Regions from separate parts of the Homo sapiens genome. Here all the other regions are linked to region 1. Evidence: chromatin contacts called from ENCODE Hi-C data. All regions are on one chromosome and are shown on one strand. Each heading gives the region's core, a stretch centred on a gene start or an enhancer-like site at or near the end of the contact. The rest is flanking DNA. Distances are from core to core; before and after follow the strand shown. Region 1 has its middle 250 kb from the start of LINC02932. Region 2 overlaps CDK14 (cyclin dependent kinase 14). Region 3 overlaps CDK14 (cyclin dependent kinase 14).

Region 1 (3,943 bases), core at 1,023-3,522:
CCAGGTACAAGCAATTCTCCTGCCTCAGCCTCCTGAGTAGCTGGTATTACAGGTGCATGCCACCATGCCCGGCTAATTTTTGTACTTTTTTTTTTTTTTTTAGTAGAGACAGGGTTTCACCACATTGGCCAGACCGGTCTCGAACTCCTAACCTCAGGTCATCTACCCGCCTCAGCCTCCCAAAGTGCTGGGGTTGCAGGTGTGAGCCACTGCACTCAGAACTCTTTTATAAGGAAAAATGGCAGTATATAGGGACAAGCGGTACCTCCTGAAGAAAGCTAAAAGGAATCTAAGGCTTATGAGGCCACCCTTCAAAAAAGTAAAACTGCACACACTTTCAACGGTTCTTTAAAGTGTTATCACTTACCGCTCTACAGAGAAACAATGTTCTACAGAACACCAGGCTTACAGCTTGATTTTTCTAGAATTCACACTTGTGTACAGCAGTTTTTGTGCTCAAAATTTTTCCTTTTGTGTCCTCTTGTTGACTCTCACAACAGCCCTTGGCACGAGGAAAATAGAAACATCCCCATTTCATTGATAATATCATTGAGGCTCAGGCAAAGTTAAACAGTTTGTCCAAGGTCACACAATCACGTAGTAATGGAGCATATATTTTGGTTTATGCACAGCTTACGGGGCTCTGCCACACTGCTACCAAGGGTAACAGAGCTGGGAGCTGATGGATGTGAGAAGAGGACTAGCCATGAACCAGAGTGTAGACTGACCTGCCAGTGGCCGTTTCTGAAGCACATACTTCTAATCCAGCCCAAACTTTGATTCATATCCCTAGTTGTCATTTTTGCACAAAAAGAAATGAACCCAAAAAGTATCTCCTTTTATATTGCTTATAAAAATGTCCCTTTTACAGGCCTTCATCTCCTTTCTTCATAGGGTCATGCTCTTTCCATAGTAAGCAGCTGCAGTCCCTTGGTGTCTTGTCAGTATCTGAGGCTGACCTTCCCCAGGAAAGTTTCAGGATCTGTCAGCCTTTGTCTAAACTCCAACGGTGTGTCAAGGTGAGAGGAGGGGGCAAGGGCTGAAGCAGAGATCTGTGTTCTGCTCTGGGTTGTGGAACTCCAGGCTCCTTGTCCTCTCCCAGGCCCAGAGACAAGCCCCTCTGACTCAGTTTATCTGCTGTGAAGCAGTGCACAGAACTACGTCCTACCTGAGGTCACCTGTGAGAACAGTCAGCAGAGATTGTTCTGCCACCTGTGGACAGCAAGTGAGCTCAAGGTTGGAAACTGGCCCCAGCATGCCTAAGGCCATGAAAACGTCTTTGCTTAATCTCTTGAAGAAAAAAGGTTAAATTCCTCCGGCCACTTTTTTCCTGTAAGTGGAAAAACTTGCTCAATCTGTGAGCCCGTGGTTGACAATTGTATAATTGTGGAACTGAATAGATGGCAGTAGATGTTCCTCTGGTTTTCAACACCTTTCAGTGCCATACTCAGGAGAGGAAAGTGCCATTCACTATTATCTTTCAACCCCTCCTGCCTCTTGCCCAGAATGGGGGAAGAAAATTCATGCTGGATTCTTCCTTCACACAGAGATGAAATGGTCTGATAGTATAGACAGGGCTGCATTCCAAGTCCTTCTGAGGCCATTTAGACGCGTTTCATCATTGCGACTGTTGTTTTAGGTCTCATTTGCTCACATCTCAGCCCCACCAACAAGCCTAGGCCTGCCCCATTTCTTTCCCTCTGAAGCTTTTTCCCCACAACAAGCCAGGGAACTCCTCACCTCCCCTTACACACTAAGGAACTAATGAAAGAACATGTCCTAACTCAGTAAGCAGCAGGCTTGGTGTTTCTCGTTTTTCCTTGGCATTCATACTGTCATCCCCAAATAAGATTTATCCATAAATATTTTATTTCTTCCTAACTCCACTGGAATATTTAGTTCATTTTTATATCTCATTTCCTATCTGGCACAAATTTTTTCTTATTGGTACATATCCCTTTTATGTGGTCCTTGCATCTATTTTTCAAAGTTGCCCTCCTCCCCACCCACCCCCAAAAAGAAACAATGTTTCTGTTAAACATTGTTTAACAGAAATTTCTGGGGCAGTATGTCAGCTGGCTTTTAGTTTTTGTTGTTTACTGTCTTCTCTAGATCATCCCAAGTGCACTTTCACAATGACTCTAACTCTCAGAAGACCTGGCTGAAACGTCAACTTCTAAATGAAATTAGTTCTTCTAAATGGTAATACATTCTCCAGCTCGCCCTGTGAGAGGCTTCCTTGGCAGGATCCCACGCAGGAGAGAACACCAATGAAGACAAGTCAGCACCATGACGACCTCCACAAAGACAATGGCGCTCTGATTCACGCCTGAAATATTTGTTGTTGATGGTGCAAATAAATGGTAAGACTTCTGAAAATGACTTTTCAGAAGATTGACTCATAAGTAGCTGAGTCAATCACCTGGGTAACTGGGCAAACAGACAGTCAAGGAAAAAAAGAAATTTAAACGTAAACCAGTGCCACCATCATGCCAATGGGTGGCAAAGAGCCTGAAGCAGTCGTAAAATAAAAATGTTGAATGGCTTTAAGAGAAAAAAAACAACATGCAAGGAGGGAACCATAACCTTAGGGCTTGGAGAAGAAGTTCCTTTAGCCTGTCCTGCTCTGATCCCGAATGTCTCGAAGTGATTCCTGAGCTTTTATTCAGATTATTTGTTATGTACCAGTTGAAACAAGGTGGGAACCAACCCAATCCATCTCACAAACCCACATCAGCCTTAGTCTTTCATGAGGTGTGGATTGTGCTAGTTCACTGTCCCAGAGGAAGACAGCTGGAGGCGAATGAATTCAGGATACTCTTCTTTTTGTCTTAAAGTCTCTCAAGCTTCGAGACAATTAAAATCCGACCTGGGGAAGCTTATTAAGGAGACGATGTTCTTGTACATTTCTAATCCCTACCACTCTACCATATATTCTGCTTGTGGCTAAATATTTTGTGATATTAATTACTTTTTTTTCCTCCACTTTTTTTCTGACTACCCCCTGCCCCATTTAAGTAGACTCCGCGTTGCTTTGCCCCAGGGGAAGTTCATTTTATAATCAGAAAGTAGAAAGTCTCAGGGCTTCCTGGCTTTGCTTTCCAAAAGCCTAAACTTTTAGAACGCAGTGAGTTCACTGGAGAGGGAAGAAGGAAGAGAAGGAAGTTTATAGGCAGAAGCAGAGTAGCTTTGGAGAAGCCTAGGAAGATACCAGAATAAAACTGATTTTTCCATGTCTAGAGGTAAGAAATCAGGGAACAGAGCAGTTGTCTGATTCCAGGGGGACAAAAACTTGGATCAGCTCTCAGGCAGCACCACAGGGAGGGGTGCAGAGAGGCGTGATCATGAGATCGATCTAAGAGTAGGCACAGTCTCTGATATTCCTTACCCATCTCTGCTCATGGACTGAATTTCAAATCTTCTCTTCCTGTGGTGACCTCATTAGACTTACTAAGAATTTTCACACAGCACAGGTGCTATGTGGATAGATTTCAGTGGCAAAATTGAGATCAGCAGAGAAAAAAAACCCTTTGAGGTTGACTTTTTGTTTTTTGTTTTTTTTCCTAGGTGGTGGGCTAGTTGTTCTATTGGTTTCAACCATTTGTTGACCCACACAAATGGCAATTTCATAAGGTTCACAAATTAATGAAAAGGTAGTCTATCCACCTGGCAGGTGCTGACCTTGCTGGATCAATGGGAGAGCTCTGCCCATTAAAGGGTTTCCCTGAGCAAAGGTCCTCCACATAAACTCTTGCTGTCCTCCTGACATACATGGAACACCCACTGATGAGGCATTGCTGTGAGTCCTGGCAGAGGAAAAGTGAGATCGGGTGTGAAGGAGAGTTAGGTGGCTACAAGCTGGGAGCAAGAAGGATCACAAATTAAAACACAAATCTACTTGGCAGCCTTTTGTTTTCTCTTGCAGAGGCTTGGCTTTCCTAAA
Region 2 (3,943 bases), core at 389-2,888, 470 kb before region 1:
GTATTTAAAATAATATTCGGAGGAATAACGTAACTTTCACTCTGTATTTATGTTGGTGGTGCTCTATTGTATTTTTCTTGTCATTATAGCTGATGTGTACCATTAAGATTTAAGTCAGAGAATTCGCAACAAACTGAAAGACCCTGTTTTCCATTCTCCCTAATGTTCTAAGTCGATCTAAAATTTTCTAACATAATAATATATTGCAAAGTAAGCTAGAGTTGTAAATGTCTTTCCCTGTTTAAAAATGTGAGAGGAAGGTAAGAACACTGTTATTTCACTAGGAGGAGCAGTTGAGTTGAGTGAGTTCTTAAATCATCTTTCCCCACTTTCACTTTTTTTTTTCATTGTTGATCATTTTTGTTATAATTCTATTTACTTCAAAGTAACAATTTTAATTTATTTAGTGCCTGGAGACTTCTTCTTGTAATATTTTCAAAGAAATTATTCTATACATCACTATTAAATGTTTGAGGGATGGGTTTATTGGATGGATAAACTCTAAAGCAGACACTAAAGCAGACCTTTTGGAATTCCAGTCTTATAACTCAAAGGGTGAGCTGCAGCTGTCCACTGCCCAGCTCTATGGATTTGAGTTCAGCATTAGAACACTGCATGAGGTGTAGTTCTTCACCACATGCCATACCCTTGAAAATGTACTGTTTTCAATATGCAGACAGTCCAATCCAAGCAGGTCTCTTGTCCTGACCCTGCACTGCCATACATAGTATTGTTTGGAGGCCCCCAAAGGCTCACCTGCTTGCTTGGAAGTTGCAGTTCATAGCAATTTCTGGAGACATTTGTTTTCATAAGAATGAATCATTAGTTCAGTTACTAAAAGCATTATGTGGATATGATGTTTATCAAAACCCCCTAAACCCCTTGCCATCTAATAGAAAGCAGCTCTTCTAGGAAATTGCAGATAGGATTCTTGAAAGGAAAAAGAGGAGGACCTAAAATAGGAGATGCTTTCCAGGCCCTGGTGGGAGTCCTAGAGAGCCTTGGAAAAGACAATAAAGATCTGTCCAAAGATTCAGGTTGCAAGCAGGTGCCAGGAGGACAAAGAGAAAACTATCTGAGTGGAAGATGGTAAATTTGCCAAAGGCCTAGCCCTGATCACTAGCAGTGGCAACAGCATAAATGTGAAAGCATATGAAACGGACATAGTCAAAGGCCTGACATGCAACTCATCTCCACAGATATAGTTGTGATGGAACTAACAGTTAGCCTTTTGCAATGTACATTGTCACATCCCCACATATGCTTATGGCAGTCTTTTGAGGTAGGGCAGATATTATCATCTTGATTGTATAGCCTAAAATTAAAAACAGGCTTATGAGATCAAATGATCAGCACAATTGAAAATAACAACTAGGAATATATGTACTCCAGTGAATCTTATGAAGGGAATATTATCCATTTTAAAACCCCATATTCATGGGAGCTTATCAATATCTAATTTTATTTTGTTCTCGCCGCAGCCATGGGTGGGGATATCTCTTCTGGGACCTGATGTCATTCCCCATCTAGATTTCATGCAGCCAGGAGAGCTGGGACAGAACAGAAGCCTGACTTCCTCTGTCCTGGGGAAAACAGTGTTTGCAGCTGGCTGACTGCCCACACCACCAACTTGGGCCTCTCCTGCCCACTGCTGGGTAATGCACCATGGGAAAAAGGCTGGCTTTGTGACAGTCTAAGTGCCAGAGATGACAGGCCTGCCTGCTACCCACTCACACCCTACCAGTGAGGTTTGTCACCTCTTCCACACAGCTCCCACTGCCCCCAAGAGGTTAAGCCCTGTCATTTTGTGTCATTGCCAGATTTCTTATCCATGTCTCTTTTTTTGTAGCAAAGAATTCAGTGTCATTAATAACCCCTGGTGATGGCCAAGGGCAGGCCCCATGCTATTTGTTATCTGTTGGACACGCGTTTTTTGATCCCCTTCTGATAGACAGAAAATACCCATCTTCTCTCTTACTAATTGGCAGTATGTGCCAGGCTTGGGAGTTGGCAACAGCCATTGCTTTTCATCCTTTCAGATTACGTGTTGGACTCCTCATCCAAAAGTGCACGCTTACGATGCGGCTAATACCTTCCTCCTGCCATCCAGCTCATTAAGGAATAAAACCCAACCCTACTTCTGAAGTGGCACAGAGCTTCTAGAGGCAGCTGGGCTGCTCATTTCCCTGAAAGGAGGAGATGGAATTAGGCTTTCTCGAAGTCTTCTCCAAACAGATTCTAGAAGCATAAACTGTAGGAGTTCCTCTGTTCTCCCAAATATGCCATGGGTGTTTGTATTCTGCGACTGCCATAACAAATTACCACACATTTATTGGTGTAGAATAGTACAAACATGTTACCTTACAGTACTGTCAGGCAGAAGTCTGGAAGAGCTGAGCTGATTTCTTTTCTCTGGGTCTCACAAGGCCAAAATCAAGATGTTGACCAACTTGGGGTTTTATCTAGAGGCTTTCGGGGAGAATTTACTCCCATGCTCATGCAGGTTGTTGGCAGAATTCAGTTCCTTGGGGGGTATGGCTGAGGTCTCACTTCCTTGCTCGCTGTCTCCACCCGCTCAACGCCTCCTGCATGCTTCATCACATAGCCACCTTCTCCATCAAACAAGCTTCTGATCTCTCTGACTTCCTGTCTGCCCCATTTCCTCTGCCTCCAGCAGGAGAAAGTTCTCTGCTTCTGAAGGTTCATGTAATTAGATTGGGCCCACCTGGTTAATCCAGGTTACTCTCTCTGTACAGTCCCTTTTGCTGTGAAAAGTTACCTGTTCACCAGCTTCAGGGGTTAACAGGTGGACATCTTTGGGGGCCATTTTGCTTATCAGAAGTGGGTACTAGAGTTTCCCATTCAATCCGGAGTCATGGAGTGAAGCAGAGCACAGGGGAGCAAATCCAGTCCTAGCCAGGTCAGACACCGTCTATTTTGCCTGGTCTCTGACCCATCAGGTAACAGGCATAGGCTTCTGACTTCAAGTTGCCTGGTTCACAACTGGTATCTTTAAAATTATGTATAAGGAAGAAATCAGTTTTTATCTCTAGCACAGAGGAAAAAGAGATTATGCTCAAGAAGGCCGCTGGCCTCTGAGGTAACTGAAAGTTTGGCCCGACATTTCTAGGTCTGTGCTGACAAATGCAGTAGCCATTAGGCCTCTGTGGTTCCAGGGCACTTAAAATGTGACTACTGTGATTTAGGAACTGAATTTTTTTACTATATTTAAATGTAATTAACAAGAGTTAAGGGCCACATGTGGTTGGTTGCTGCCATATTGGGTGACACAATTCTAGATCATTTAAATGCTCGTCAGTGTAATACAAATGTGGATGTCTGCTGCTTTGGAAACACTACACTAAAGAGTCATTGCATTTTGCACTCAAGTGTCCAGAGATCTTGCTTTTTATTTTTGCTTCTCACCCCTATCTTTTATTTGTAAACACCCTGAGTATAATAGCTCTGGAGTACCCAATAAGCATAATAAATCTGCAGGGGGAATAGTGGAAATATCAAAGAACATCAAGCAGACATTCCTTTCCCTGCCTCCTCCCCTCCAGAAGCCACGCTGTTCCCTCCTGAGGGGCGCAGCCTGTTGCAAGTGTCTCTATTCCTTTCTCCTTCTTGTGTTGTCTCTCTCTCTTTTCTGTTGGGAACTGTTAGGGGTTAGACACACAGCTCTCTACCCTTTTTGAACTCCCTTAAGAATTCACCTCTCTGCTGTTGTTCCCGATCTCCTTGATCTCCCCTAACTCTACTCAGAAAACACCGTAAAGGCTCAGCTTCCTGTTCATCACATATGAGATGCTATTGAGAGGGGCTCCATTTTCTAAATAAGCCTTCCAAATAAAGAGCTGATCCAGGTCTTCCTCACTGGGCCCCTGTGGGTGTGTGTGTGTGTGTGTGTGTGTATATATCTTAATTCTTAAGTTTTAGGACA
Region 3 (3,943 bases), core at 623-3,122, 390 kb before region 1:
TTTTTGCATTGGAAATTTGAAATTTACTCTTACTTTGAAATACATAATACAGTATTATTGACTGTAGTCACCCTACTTGTGCAGTAGATCTCAAAACTTATTTCTCTTGTCCAGTTGAAACTTTATACCCTTTGACCAACAACTTCCTTTCCTCCCTCACCCTACCCCACTCCCAGCTGCTGGTAATATTCAGAATTATTAAGGAATAAGATGATCCATATGAAAAAAATTCTGGAAAAATTGAGTTTGTAACATTAGTTTTACAAATTAATTGTTATTATAACCATTTAGGCTAAGAAGATAGGTAGGCAATTGATTAAGGCTTTAGGGTCCAAGGCATGGGCTCAAGTTTTGCAATAACACCTACTAGTTGTGTGGTCATATTGGATTCATATTGCCTAAGACATAGTGGCCTCATTTTGAAATTATGAGTTGGATTTAAAACATCCACCTCGTAAGGAAACTATAAGGATAGATGCTTGACAGGGCACGTAGCATACAATATTACTTACATAGCAGAACGTTGGCAACACACTAAATGTCCAATAATAAGTGAATGGTTGAATAAATTACGGTATAGCTATATGATGTTCATTAGTTAACAAACCATTCTACCACTGATGAACAAGTGATTACAATCAGCTGAGATCCAAAACTATGAGGAAGTCTTAATTTTGTTGAGTGGAAATAATAATTACAATAATTAATATTTATATAGTGCCTATATGCCAGGCCCTATTAAAGTCCTGTACGTGTTACTCATTAAATCCTTACAACAACCCGAAGAGAGAGCTACTATCGTCAGCCCCATTTACCACATGAGGCTACCATGGCAAAGTAAAGATTAAGAAACATGTCCAGCTAGTAAGTGATCAGGCCAGAGTCAGGGTAAAGGAATTGGGGGATTTGTGTGTAGTTAGGAAGTAAGGAGGATGAAAGATGGCTCCTCCAGGTCTCATCAAGCTTTGTGATTTCCTAGACAAATGCAGGAAGATTTGGCTATGTTGCAGATGAATAAAACACACCATTATTACATTGTTGGCATAATAGCAGCTGGCCCGAAATACAAATGGAAACTGTCATACTCAGAGTGGAAAGCCCTTCCAGTGTCCAGACTGGCAGCAGATGATTCTGCACTCCCAATATCCAGTTGTAGACTGTTTTCTGCCTGCCTGCTCTACACTGCCTGCCTTTATTGAACACAAACTGTGACGTACTGAAGAAATCCAAGATAAATTTGTAAAACATCATGTCAGTCCCTTTCTAGTCCCAGTATCCCCTGGTGATCCAAGGTTGGGGTCTAAAAAATAGAACAGAAAAAAGAAGAGGAAACAGACACTAACTTGCCACAGATACACATAGAGTGAAGGAGATATTTTTGTTTAAAAGACTGACAGCTGAGAAACAGTTATTTGATCCCTGCTGCTTGAGGGACAGTAGGGAAAGAAAGGTATTTTTGTGATCGCTCTTCAGCGTTCCCTATGCGGCCTGGTTCATACAGTCACAACAAAAACCCACGCTCTAATAGTACATTGCAACCAACCACAGATATGTTGCAAGCATTATGCACAGTAGTAACTAACATTCAGTTTCCTTTTGATTACTTCCAGGCCTGTGACATTTAGATTGTTGCACATTTCTTCCAACCTCAGAGCATTCAGAGTCAACAGCGTACATCTAATAATCATGTGCTGACATAGAAACTGTAAGGAGTTTGTGCCATTTATCTGTCTTTCATCACACTAAGGGTAACAGAGCAAATGAGCACCGTGTTAGGAGTCCAAATACATGAGTTTTGGGCTAAACCTTGTCACTAACTAGCTGTGGCCTTGAGCATGCCATTTAATCTCCGTGGGGCCTCTGGTTCCCTTTTGTGGAATGAGGAGAGAGTTTTGGGTCTCCAGGACTCCTTTCAACTCCAGTGTTCTGTACTAAGTCATCAGTGAGTTCTGGCTAGTAATAGTTTCAAAAGGTAATAGTGCTCATCACATTCCACCGAGTAAAATCATAGAGCAGAAACACCAAGAAAGTGGACATCCCAGCTGCTTTTAACGTTTACTCATCAACAGGGCTTGGCTCAAATAGTTCTGAAAGTAATCCATGCATAACATTTCTGAAAGGGGAAGTAAGAATGTCATCTTGCATTTGAACATTTTAAATGTCAAACCCTCTGCATTGTTAGTATTTATAAAGTTATCTCTATGGCATTATCACTATCAAAGTAATCAATCATAGATTTATTGAGAAATATAAACATCAATGTTTTTTATCTCACCTAAGTATTTTCTGTGCTAAATTTTATTCTGTTGCAGCATACTTGACAATTAGTGATTTGTAGGCTTGGTTAGCACATGCATACTTTTTAAGCAAACTAATGTAATGTGAGAGAACAGTTTTCAGTATTTCCCTCTATTGGTATTTGTGGGTGCCCTTCAAACTACTACACCAAGCTACACAAACCAACTATCACAAATGGACTGTTTGCCAAATGCCTGCTTCCCTAGTAAGGAGGCAACGTGTTACTGACACCCTTATGTGTAGAAGGTCTTATGTAGAGAGACTTATGAAATGCATATCTGGATTCCTATATTTTTTCACTGAAGTCTAACAAATTCATGTAGTCAAATCTTAGGAAAGGAAGTGTGTTTGGTAGTTTGAGCCTGCTGTCTTTACAGGCTCAGTGTGTCTTCTGTGAAAGACCAAATATCATCCCAGTGGACCTGACCTAGTTGAACATAAATACACCATTGAGGAGCTACTGGCTTCAGAATTAATAAAATGTATAAATAAATAGGATGGCCTTGTGAAGAGGCTAAACTTGAAGTGCCTATTAATTAATTTTTTAAAAAGAAAAACAGCAGCTTATAGCTACTCTACTGATACATTAATCTATGAAATGAAATTGTATCATAGAAAGCATTCAGATTATTTATATTATTCGTATTTTATAAGATTTTTAAATGTGTTTAACCTAGAAGGGATCATAATGCAGAGCCTTATGCTTTTCATAAGATACTGATAGAGTGTAGAGGCATCCGAGTAATTTGGCATTTTCGCTTTTTATTCATAAGGCCCCTGAGTATGTGTGAATGTGTTTGTAAATATATCTCAATTTCAGTTTTTGTCATTCAGAGAATATACAACAGTTCTTCTGACTAGTCCCAACAACACAACCCAATGTGTGTCTGAATTGATCACTATTTTAAAATCTAGAGAGCTGGGCAGTCTCTGTGCTCTTGGGCCTGCAGGTGAAGCTCATTAAAGAATCAATCACCAGTGAGGGCAACCGCCCAGGCCCTCACTTCATTTGATAATATTATCCAGAAAAGAGGAATATTTTTCAGTTCTTTCTCACCTAGGCAGAATTTTGAGAAGTAACCATGAAAGATGAGACTGAGAGTTATAATTGGGCCTTTAGTATAGACAAATTGTACTGTGTCGTTTTAGTTTTTATTTTAAATCCCCCTAAAAGGTCACTGGATACAAAGACAATCTCTGAGTTTATTGAAGGGAAAGCCACAAAGCTGTTATATACAGCTCTATCTATGCCTATTTGTATTTCACAGTCTTTTGTCACCGAACAACACACAGACAAAATGGAATTCAATCTCAGAATTTCTTTACTGTCTTCTAAAGATTTTCTTCATGGACTTGTTTCCAACCAACGTTGAAAAATAGTTCTAATTTTTTAAAAAAGGAGAAACAAAGGGCTCTCCACATTTGCCTTATTATATGACGTCTTTTCTGCACTCACAGTAGCAAATGTTAGAAGTACATTTCAAGTTGCAATTCACCTGGATAAATGTCAACATGAGGCCATAAGGTAGCTTTTCAGCTTCCTCTCCTGGAAAGTGCTTTGGACATGGCAGCCATTGCTACATTCACACTGAAACAGCTAACTGCCCAGCTGATTGTTCTTATATAATGTAGATAGGGTCATGGC

What was found. Hi-C counts contacts between places; a loop is a spot of excess contacts on that map. Pooled maps may share reads with other maps.
Region 2: a map with no recorded cell type shows a loop between it and region 1 (2.8-fold over the local background). The contact joins two enhancer-like sites. A Hi-C loop is called at or near these places in 1 of 168 maps with a recorded cell type or tissue (IMR-90), 4 of 37 single-sample maps with no recorded cell type and 2 of 50 pooled maps.
Region 3: a loop to region 1 is called in a map with no recorded cell type, with 6 times the contacts of the local background. The contact joins two enhancer-like sites. A Hi-C loop is called at or near these places in 3 of 37 single-sample maps with no recorded cell type and 2 of 50 pooled maps.

The regions. Positions count from the first base shown.
Region 1 is chr7:91,555,864-91,559,806 of GRCh38, forward strand. No RefSeq gene overlaps it. Among named protein-coding and RNA genes, the nearest start is that of LINC02932, 250 kb to the left of the region's middle. RefSeq lists enhancers at 1,713-2,912, 2,387-2,436. Within about 2 kb of position 2,273, at least 5 of the 41 ENCODE cell types and tissues checked have a DNase peak (open chromatin) inside an H3K27ac peak, as active enhancers do.
Region 2 is chr7:91,082,771-91,086,713 of GRCh38, forward strand. The region is part of intron 12 of CDK14 (cyclin dependent kinase 14); the gene reads left to right. Among named protein-coding and RNA genes, the nearest start is that of FZD1, 180 kb to the right of the region's middle. Within about 2 kb of position 1,639, at least 7 of the 41 ENCODE cell types and tissues checked have a DNase peak (open chromatin) inside an H3K27ac peak, as active enhancers do.
Region 3 is chr7:91,163,604-91,167,546 of GRCh38, forward strand. The region is part of intron 14 of CDK14 (cyclin dependent kinase 14); the gene reads left to right. Among named protein-coding and RNA genes, the nearest start is that of FZD1, 99 kb to the right of the region's middle. Within about 2 kb of position 1,873, at least 4 of the 41 ENCODE cell types and tissues checked have a DNase peak (open chromatin) inside an H3K27ac peak, as active enhancers do.